2 separate regions of the Homo sapiens genome follow, and region 2 is linked to region 1. The links are chromatin loops, found by intact Hi-C in ENCODE. Cell type or tissue: PC-3. All regions are shown on one strand. Region 1 overlaps GBE1 (1,4-alpha-glucan branching enzyme 1). Region 2 has its middle 1.4 Mb from the start of LINC00971.

Evidence for each region. A loop is a pair of places that touch in the nucleus more often than their neighbours do. Peaks named below come from ENCODE experiments on the same cell type or tissue, not always from the same donor. Only the 100,000 strongest peaks of a DNase experiment are listed, where the experiment ranks them.
Region 2: it touches region 1 in a loop (10-fold over the local background); 6 of 110 quality-filtered maps call a loop at or near these places.

The regions. Positions count from the first base shown.
Region 1 is chr3:81,664,734-81,669,733 of GRCh38, forward strand. The region is part of intron 3 of GBE1 (1,4-alpha-glucan branching enzyme 1); the gene reads right to left. Among named protein-coding and RNA genes, the nearest start is that of GBE1, 94 kb to the right of the region's middle. In PC-3, a CTCF peak has its summit at 1,980; no DNase peak of the experiment used is centred here.
Region 2 is chr3:83,511,973-83,516,972 of GRCh38, forward strand. No RefSeq gene overlaps it. Among named protein-coding and RNA genes, the nearest start is that of LINC00971, 1.4 Mb to the right of the region's middle. RefSeq lists an enhancer at 2,227-3,426. In PC-3, no CTCF peak of the experiment used is centred here; a DNase peak (open chromatin) is centred at 2,679; H3K27ac peaks cover 1,344 bases.

The DNA of each region.
Region 1 (5,000 bases):
TAATTACCAGTGCAAAACATTACGGATTATTATTTCATTATTATTATCACTTCAAACCTCTCAACATGACTGTAAATGTGACTTCTTAAGTCAATGACATAGAATTGGCAATCACAAACTAACTATATTTAGCATAATGACAGAGTAAACCTTGTTTAATATAAGTATGCAAATGTCAATGGCATTGTTATTTACAAAGGCAACAAACAAAAGCCATCACCTGTATATTCTTCAATTTATATTATTTCATTACATTCTAGTTTGTATATGAAATAATGCCTATTCTGAGAGAATTTTTTAATTCAAAGGAAGTTTGCAACAGTGTTTCATAATAGTAATACACATTTATATATACACACATATATTCACATATATTATACTACACATCCATTTAATTTCTGTGGGTTGAAGTAGTGTTTCTAACCTCTTAGAAATGCTGATTAAATAAGTTCTTTAAGTAATTTATGAAAATTAAACAAATGAAAATTACTAGATTGATGTTAGACATGAGATTTGTTGGCCGGGCGTGGTGGCTCACGCTTGTAATCCCAGCACTTTGGGAGGCTGAGGCGGGCGGATCACGAGCTCAGAAGATCGAGACCATCCTGGCTAACACAGTGAAACCCCGTCTCTACTAAAAATACAAAAAAAAATTAGCCGGGCGTGGTGGCGGGCGCCTGTAGTCCCAGCTGCTCGAGAGGCTGAGGCAGGAGAATGGCGTGAACCCGGGAGGCAGAGCTTGCAGTGAGCCGAGATTGCGCCACTGCACTCCAGCCTGGGGGACACAGCGAGACTCCGTCTCAAAAAAAAAAAAAAAAAGACATGAGACTTGTTAAACTAAAATAACCTACTGTTAGCTCTTGTAAACATTTTCTTTCTACATTACATATAAGTGGTCTTCTTGGGATATGTTAATGGTTAATTTTAAATTTTAAATCTCAAGCACTTCTTTATAATCTGTAGGCAAAGTTACAAAGGAGTACACAGAAAAAACAAAAACCACATCCCGCAAAACACTCAACATTGTTGAACAATTTACAGGGTAAATTCAGAGCACTTCTATGACCCAAATGCAGGAAGCAGGGAGGGTAGAAAATGAACATTTTGTTCTTCTAAGCAGTGGTAATGAAGGTGCAGCCCTGATTTTAATACCTCAAGAAAGCATACAATTGTTATAAAATTATGTTAGCTATTATAAGAAACAGACTTGAGTGATCTAGAATGAGTATATTAATACATTTTATTTCTTTTTATAGTCGAATGCTTAGCCAGAATAAATGCTAATTTATACCTTGTAGACATCACTCTTATTAGTAATGGGTATGGACTTGATTCTTCAAGTAACTAACATAATAATGTACCTTTTGAGATTTGCATGATATATTAGGAGGGGTGCAGCAAACTGAAGACTAATAGGCACAGTATAATCATATTTTTATGATAATAAAAAGCATATAAATACAGGGAGGCAGAGGACAAGGGCAAGGACAGTTTACAAATGCCTAAAAACTGATGAGCAAGAATACCCATAAAATCTGTCAAGAGTGGATGGTAGCCTGGAGGGCCAGGCCATTAATGATTATAAGAAGGGCTACTTTTCTTTCCATATTTTTTAAATTAAGTCCTATTTTTTAAACAGACATTATGAATCATGTTGCATAATTACAGAAAAAGTAAAACTGACTCTCTTCAACTAAAAATAAAGGCATTTCAAATATCAAAATAAAAAGTTTTCCTGGGTTGAAACACATGTCAAATGTCCTGTTGTTTTCCACACATCCAAAGAAATATACATGTGCATATATGTATGAAAGTTTAACTTTTTATTAATGTAAAAAATTTCAAAGGAAAATCTATTCCAGAGAAAAATATTATTTTTCAATCTGTAAGTTCAGGAAACTATGTAAACTGAAAATATGAAAAGAACAATTTAAACTCAACCAAAATGCCATGCCTTGGCTTTCCAAAAGAGGGAGATATAACTTCACTGCCACAAACATATCAATGTGACACATAAATGATCTACTCAAATACAGAACTTATCTAGAAAATAATTTTAAGGAAAAACTCTAAATTATGTGTTTATTTTAGCCTTATGATTTTAATTGCCTAAAAAGCACAGTTAAATCTATGAAAAATATCATGATCTACAATAATAAAATGAAAGCTGTTCCAGCTCCTTTAGAGAGCTCAATTGTAGAATAAAAATGTGACAAAAGACTTATAGTATTTAGATTTTGAAAAATAGGTTTAGAGATGACAGATGTCAGCTACTAAAATTTGTACCTTCTGATTGTTATTTGAAAATTAAAATTTAATATTATTCTGAACTAGAGACAGAATGCTACTCATTTCTTACAATGATTATTAAAATTCTCTTATTTCCTTGAGCAGTGGTTTGTTGCTCTCGTTGAAGAGGTCCTTCACATCCCTTGTTAACTGTATTTCTAGGTATTTTATTCTCTTTGTAGCAATTGTGAATGGGAGTTCATTCATGATTTGGCTCTCTGCTTGTCTATTGCTGGTGTAAAGGAATGCTTGTGATTTTCGCACATTGATTTTGTATCCTGAGACTCCACTGAAGTTGCTTATCAGCTAAAGGAGTTTTGGGGCTGAGATGATGGGGTTTTGTAAATATAGAAACATGTCATCTGCAAACAGAGACAATTTGACTTCCTCTCTTCCTTTTTGAATACCCTTTATTTCTTTCTCTTGCCTGATTGCCCTGGCCAGAAGTTCTAATACTATGTTGAATAGGAGTGGTAAGAGAGGGAATCCTTGTCTTGTATCAGTTTTCAAAGGGAATGCTTCTAGCTTTTGCCCATTCAATATGATATTAGTTGTGGGTTTGTCATAAATAGCTCTTATTATTTCTAGGTATGGTTTATCAATGCTTATTTTATTGAGAGTTTTTAACATGAAGGGATGTTGAATTTTATCAAAAGTCTTTTCTGCATCTACTGAGATCATCATGTGGTTTTTGTCCTTGGTTCTGTTTATGTGATGGATTACATTAGTTGATTTGCATATGTTGAACCAGCCTTGCATCCCGGGGATGAAACTAACTTGATCTTGATGGATAAGCTTTTCTGATGTGCTGCTGGATTCGGTTTGCCCGTATTTTATTGAGGACTTTTGCATTGATGTTCATCAGGGAAATCATTCTACTCTAAAGACACATGGTCATATATGTTTATTGCAACACTATTTACAATGGCAAAGACATGGAACCAACCCTAATGCCCATCAATGATAAACTGGATAAAGAAAATGTGGTACATACACACCACGGAATACTATGCAGCCATAAAAAGAAATGAGATCATATCCTTTGCAGGGACATAGATGAAGCTGGAAGCCATCATTCTCAGCAAACTAACACAGGAACAGAAAACCACACACTGCATGTTCTCACTCATAAATGGGAGTTGAACAATGAGAATACACGGGGAGGAGAACAACACACACCAGGGCCTGTTGTGGGGTGGGGGTGAAGGGAGGGAACTCAGAGAACGGGTCAGTAGGTACAGCAAACCACCATGGCACACGTATATCTATGTAACAAACCTGCACGTTCTGCATGTGTATCCCAGAACTTAAAGTAAAATCAAAATAAAAAATGAAAATAAAGCTATATTAATCAAAAATAATAATAATTAAGATAACAGGTATACACTGGTACTGTTCAGGCAAAGCAGAATGTAGGGTGAGCCAGTAATAAAAGTACTTACTGTATCGAGTTCTTGTAATGAGTCAATGACAAAATATATGTAAATTAGTTAGCTGTCAATGGGAAACATTCAGTAAGTGGTAGCTGCTTATGTTGGTATTTTTCATGCCTCCTACTTGAGCTAACAAAGCAAAAAAATCGATGAGCTGTTTATTCTTATCTTTTAATAGATGATGCTGGGTCTAGTAATGAGGTAATGAGTGTTTAATAATATAATCATACAGAGCCCTCTTTGAGAGGGAAAGGAGCTTTATGTCTATTTAGTTATGTTTATTACAGTGATTCTCCACCAAAAGAAGGAAAATCTGTTTTTCAAATTTAAAAACTTGAAACAGCCCATCCTGCCTCTTCCACACACCTAGCTCCTTAGCTTGATAGTTACTTCCACAGGAAGCTGCTTCTACTGAGTGGACTGTGTCCTAGCTCTTAGGCTTATTGGAGCAGATAAAAATTAAAAATAACTCATTTATTAGATTATTTCCTTAAAGGCAGTAATTTTTAAAATTCTGATTCCCTATGCATATTACAGTACCAGGTACACAGAAGATACTCAACACATATTTGTTGAACTAGTGAAAATATGAATAAATAGAACTCGGCAGCTAAAAATCAACCTTATGAGGTGATAGACTGTAGTGTAACCCTGCAACCAAAGCTCCACTATGATTGGGAACTTTCCTCGGCTTCAACTAGAACATTTGAGGGTCACAGAATCAAGGAATTCAGAGATTTCACAGCTGCAGCTGGTGCCAAGGAGCTGTTTGCTATTTAGATTAGTTCTCTTAGTTAATTGATTGTAACAAGTAAAAACTCAGTAAAGTTAATCTGCCAATTATCTCAAAAAAATAAAAAGGAAACAGGCAGAAAAAATTCCTGCAACACTTTTTAAAAAGTAGTAAGTTCAGTTCTCAAAAAAAGTTCCGAACCTAAAACAAAGGTTAAAAAAACAGCCATTAAGACTTAAAGCAGCAATGAAAACAATAATAGTTGCCTTGCCACAGTTTCTATAAAATTAGCCCTTATAAACTATCGAAGAATCAAATTATTTGATTTACTTCTTCAAAGACTGAGTCTCAAAATGGCTTTAACACTCAATAAATATCTTTTGAGTGTCTACTCTGCCAGGCACTGTTCAAAGAATTGAGAGTATACAGGAGTAGGAAAAAAAAAACACACACACACACAGCAAAGGCCATGCTCTCATGGAGCTTATACTGACATGGAAAGGGGATTATTTATATTAAATTTTAATTCCTCTTATTGTATACTG
Region 2 (5,000 bases), 1.8 Mb after region 1:
TACGTTATGATAGATAAACCTCATTCATGCATCCATGAGCAAATATATTAAAGAGCTGCATTCACTTGATTAATGCATTTCAAATATAATGCTATTCTTTATGCTTTACAATTACATATCAAAGTCTGTAAAATATGTATGTTGTTTTGAGGAGCTCTTATATAATAATTTTGCCAGAAGAAACTTATGGTAACCTGAACTTTCAAAAATGATTTTGTAATTTATTTACATATTTCATGGCTGAGAATTACAATAGGAAAACAAATAAAAGGCTTTCAAGAGTAAGTAACATATCAGATTAGAATAAAATTTTGTTGAGGGAATAGAATGGAAATATAAGTTCAGGAGGAAAACAATTAGTTACTTTTTACTTGGAAAAAACAAGTTGGTGATGTCTTTTTTTTCTTAAGATGACAATAAATATTAAATGTTTATTACATTTAGATTTCAATGGATACATTTTTAAGAGTAATGTAGCAGTTTTATTTGTGAAGGTTAACATTTAAAACATTATTTAGTTTGCAATTTTAAAATTGTGACATCAAAAAATTTGGAGACAATTGGGGAAGAATTGGAGGGCTGTCAGATAGATCCCCAGGGACATTGAAGGAACATGAAGAACATGGGGTATCCTGAAAGTTAAACACAGTTTGAAGCAAAAGCTATCCAATAATCTCAAATACAGCTAAGAAGCTAGGTAATAAGACAGAAAACCAGCCACTGATCTCGGCAAGAAATGGGTTACTGTTGGTCTTAAGAGCTACTTTTTCTAATGGTAGAGGAATTAAACAGCACCAGTGGCCTCATTACAGTACAGTGAAGAAAAATTAGAAAATAAAGAATTGGAGACAATGAAAAGGCACAACTTTCTGAGGCCGTGGGAGGAGAAATAGAGAAAATGGGTAGAAACTGAATGATTATGTGAGTTATGGCATTTTCTTTCGGTGGGTGATAATCACTAAGGAATATTTTATGATAATGATAATTTTATGACAATGATGATAGTAATGATACAATAGAAAGGAAAAAGTGGTCATGAAGAAGAAGGCTGATACAAGGGCAGGATTGAGGCTTGTGTTTTATTTTGTTTCATTATATTTTGCTTTTACAGGTAATACGGGATGGGTTGCAGGAATAAATAGAGAGGCTTTATTTTGATTGGGAAAACTACTCATTACTCCATTCTACTAGAAATGAAGGCATAATATGTGGTTTCAGATACAGGAAGTTGATGAGGTTTTCAGCAGAGTGATGAAGGCAGTTGGCTTATTGGAGATAGGAGGTGTTATAAAACAGAAATTCAAAAAATGATTTTACTAAAGAAATGTGGTAAGATTGGCAGTGATGATAACTATTTGAGATTTTTCATCATGATTTTGAAATACTTAACACTTTGTGTGATATCTCCAAGAGCATTCAGCTTTATATAAAAGCAGATTAATGCGTCAGTGGGGAGATGGGTAATGGAGTTAACTGTATTTTTCAGTCAGTTACAGAGAATGACAATCAGATTAAGGTTGGGCAAAGAGGAAGGGGTACATAATTCTGGTGAGGTATTGGGGAAATCAAGGCCCTTGACCCCCTAAACGTTCACTGAAAAATCACAGCTGGAAGGAGATTGATCATTACAAGAAAAAGTATAACAAACTTATTTAATGTGTATGCATGGGAGTCTTTAAAATGAAAACCCAAGCTTCCTATGAGGTACAAATCTCGTATGTCATTTTGACTTTACAGAAAAAATGCAGGCCAAGAGTGTGGCCGAACACAGGTAATATTGGTAAATTAGGTTTTACTGCCAGGACAGGTTATGGGGCAGGAGTAAAGAAGAGGCTTGGGTAGCAAAGGTAGCCTTGTTATGCAGATGAAGCCTTGTAGGTAGTAGCTCTCAGAAAGGATGGATAGTAAATGTCTCTTTTCATACCCTTTAGATGTCAGACTCTAAGTTAATCTCCCCTGGATCCAGAAAAAGCCTAGAAAGGGAAGGCCTAGCTGCATTAATGGAGATTCTCAACAGATGCAAATTTCCCCCACAAAAGACTTTGCAGGCGCATTTCCATTTGCTGACCCTGTGGCAGCTAGTTAAAATATGTCAGAGAAATATAATTTGGTGTAAAATATTTATGTTTCATTCGATATAATTTACAAAACACAAATGCACCCATTTTAAGTGTACAATTTATGATTCATATCAAATTTATCTATTTGTGCAATCATCACCAGCATCTGATTTTAGAACATTCCTAGAAGGTTCCCTTTACAGGTAATCCTCATTCTCAGGAAACTACTAATACTCCCCCAAACTCAGGCAACTACTAATCTATCCCCATATTCAGGCAACTACCCCCATACTCAGGCAACTACTAATCTATCCTCATACTCAGGCAACTACCCCCATACTCAAGCAACTACTAATCTAGTCTTTATATCTAAAGATTTGCTTTTTCTCAACTTTCTATATAAATGGAATAATACAATATGTGGTCTTTTTCAGCTGGCCTCTTTAAATTAACGTGATACTTTCATGTACGTCCGTGTGAAGAGACCACCTCACAGGCTTTGTGTGAACAAGGCTGTTTATTTCGACTGGGTGCAGGTGAGCTGAGTCAGAAAAGAGAGTCAGCAAGGGAGATGGGGTGGGGACATTTTATAGGATTTGGGTAGGTAGTGGAAAATTACAGTCAAAGGAGGTTGTTCTCTGGCTGGCAGGGGCTGGGGTCACAAGGTGCTCAGTGAGGGAGCTTTTGAGCCAGGATGAGTCAGAAGAAGGAATTTCACAAGGTGATGTCATCGGTTAAGGCAGGAACAGGCCATTTTCACTTCTTTTGAGATTCTTCAGTTACTTCAGGCCATCTGGATGTACACGTGCAAGTCACAGGGGTTATGATGGCTTAGCTTGCACTCAGAGGCCTAACAGATACATTCAAAGTTCAATCATGTAATAGTGAGAGACAGGATTAGCTGGATTTCCTAGGCCAACTAAGAATCCCTAAGCCTAGCTGGGAAGGTGACCGCTTCCACCTTTAAACATGGGGTTTGCAACTTAGCTCACACCCGACCAATCATATAGTAGAGAGAGCTTACTAAAATGCTAATTGGGCAAAAACAGGAGGTAAAGAAATAGCCAATTGTCTGTTGCCTGAGAGCACAGCGGGAGGAACAATGATCAGGATATAAACCCAGGCATTGGGGTGCTACCCTCTTTGGGTCCCCTCCCTTTGTGTGGGAGCTCTGTCGTCAGTCTATTAAATCTTGCAACTGCACTCTCTTTTGGCCTGTGTTTGTTATGGCTCGAGCTGAGCTTTCGCTCGCCGTCCACCACTGCTGTTTGCTGCCCCTGTCGCAGACCTGCCGCTGACTTCCATCCCTCCGGATGCGGCAGGGTGTCTGCTGTGCTCCCGATCCAGTGAGGCGCCCATTGCCACTCCCAATCGGGCTAAATGCTTGCCATTGTTCCTGCACTGCTAAGTGCCCAGTTCGTCCTAATCGAGCTGAACACTAGTCACTGGGTTCTACGGTTCTCTTCCGTGACCCACGGCTTCTAATAGAGCTACAACACTCACTGCATGGCCCAAGATTCCATTCCTTGGAATCCGTGAGGCCAAGAACCCCAGCTCAGAGAACACGAGGCTTGCCACCATCTTGGAAGTGGAAGCAGCTTGCTGCCATTTTGGAAGTGGCCTGCCACCGTCTTGGGAGCTCTGGGAGCAAGGACCCCCGATAACATTAGCATGTATCAGTACTTCGTGTATGGATATACAACATTTTATTTATCCATTTAGAAGTTGATGGTCACTTGGCCTTTTTCCACTTTTGTACCATTATAAAAAAAACAAAAAATATTTAAGATGAATAATTTTGGACATCTGTTGACAAGGCATAAAATGAACAAATGTTCAGGGCGCCTATAATTTTGTCTGAATATTATCCTAGACAAAGAAGTAAAAAACTGAGAGTTTAGAAGTTTGGATGAATCATTTATGTGTTGGTTTAAATCATAAACGAAAATGAAAAGAGTTGTAGAGGAGAAAGAAAAGGAAAGCTAGGTACTAAACTTATCAGTGAGTGTCAGTAAATAGCAACGTGAAGGAATGAAATGCAGTGAAATCTGATGACCTTCACTTCACACAGACTAGAGTTTAAAAAGGGAGGAGGAGAGACAATGGCAAGCAGCATGTGAAACAATGGCTTTTATTTGTATCTTCTTTATCTCATTTGGTATGTGAACTATTTGATATGTGAAATATAATGGTATGTGAAGAAATTAATAATCCCTCTTTTAAGAGTGCTGCAGAAGAAATAGCATCTTCATGGACAGCTAGATTTGCGTTAGAGCAAGAAGGTGATAGGGTGGCGGAAGGAAAGCTTACTTAGACAGAATGCCATGGAATAATTTAGAAGTTCAGGAGAAATGGAAGTCTTACAGTAGGTAGCTTGTCAGACACTAATAGGGCAGGAGAGGGCCCCCACCTCCCACCAGGAAAGTCAGGTGACCATTAGGTGATGGTCAGGCAGTTTGTCACACTGCCTCTCTAAAATAATAATAGGTCACAGCCAGTGCCAGGGAAAGGTAGTCTCCCAGTAGATAGGGAACACCTGAAACTGGTGATCAGCAGCTTTCTGATAAGATCTCAGGAGTTGGGTGAGTGGGCTCGAGCATGCACATTAAGAGGCAAAATGGCGAATATGACCTTCCAAGGACATTCTGCTGATAAGGGAAGAATGCCTCAAGTGAGTGTGCTCGTAACACCAGTAAACACACTGTGCATGCTCCCCTCTGAAGTGCTAGCAGGCCACAGGGATGTGGACAATTCACCCCCACGGAAGAATCAGGGGAGAAGGGATGCAAGACCCTGGAAGTACGCCAATGTATAAAACCCCAAGTCAAGATGTCAAACCCCACACTTGTCCTTCAAGTCACCCCCTTGGCCCTCTTCCAAGTGTACCTTTCTTCTCTTTGTTGCTGCTCTAAAGCTTTTTAATAAACTTTCACTCCTGCT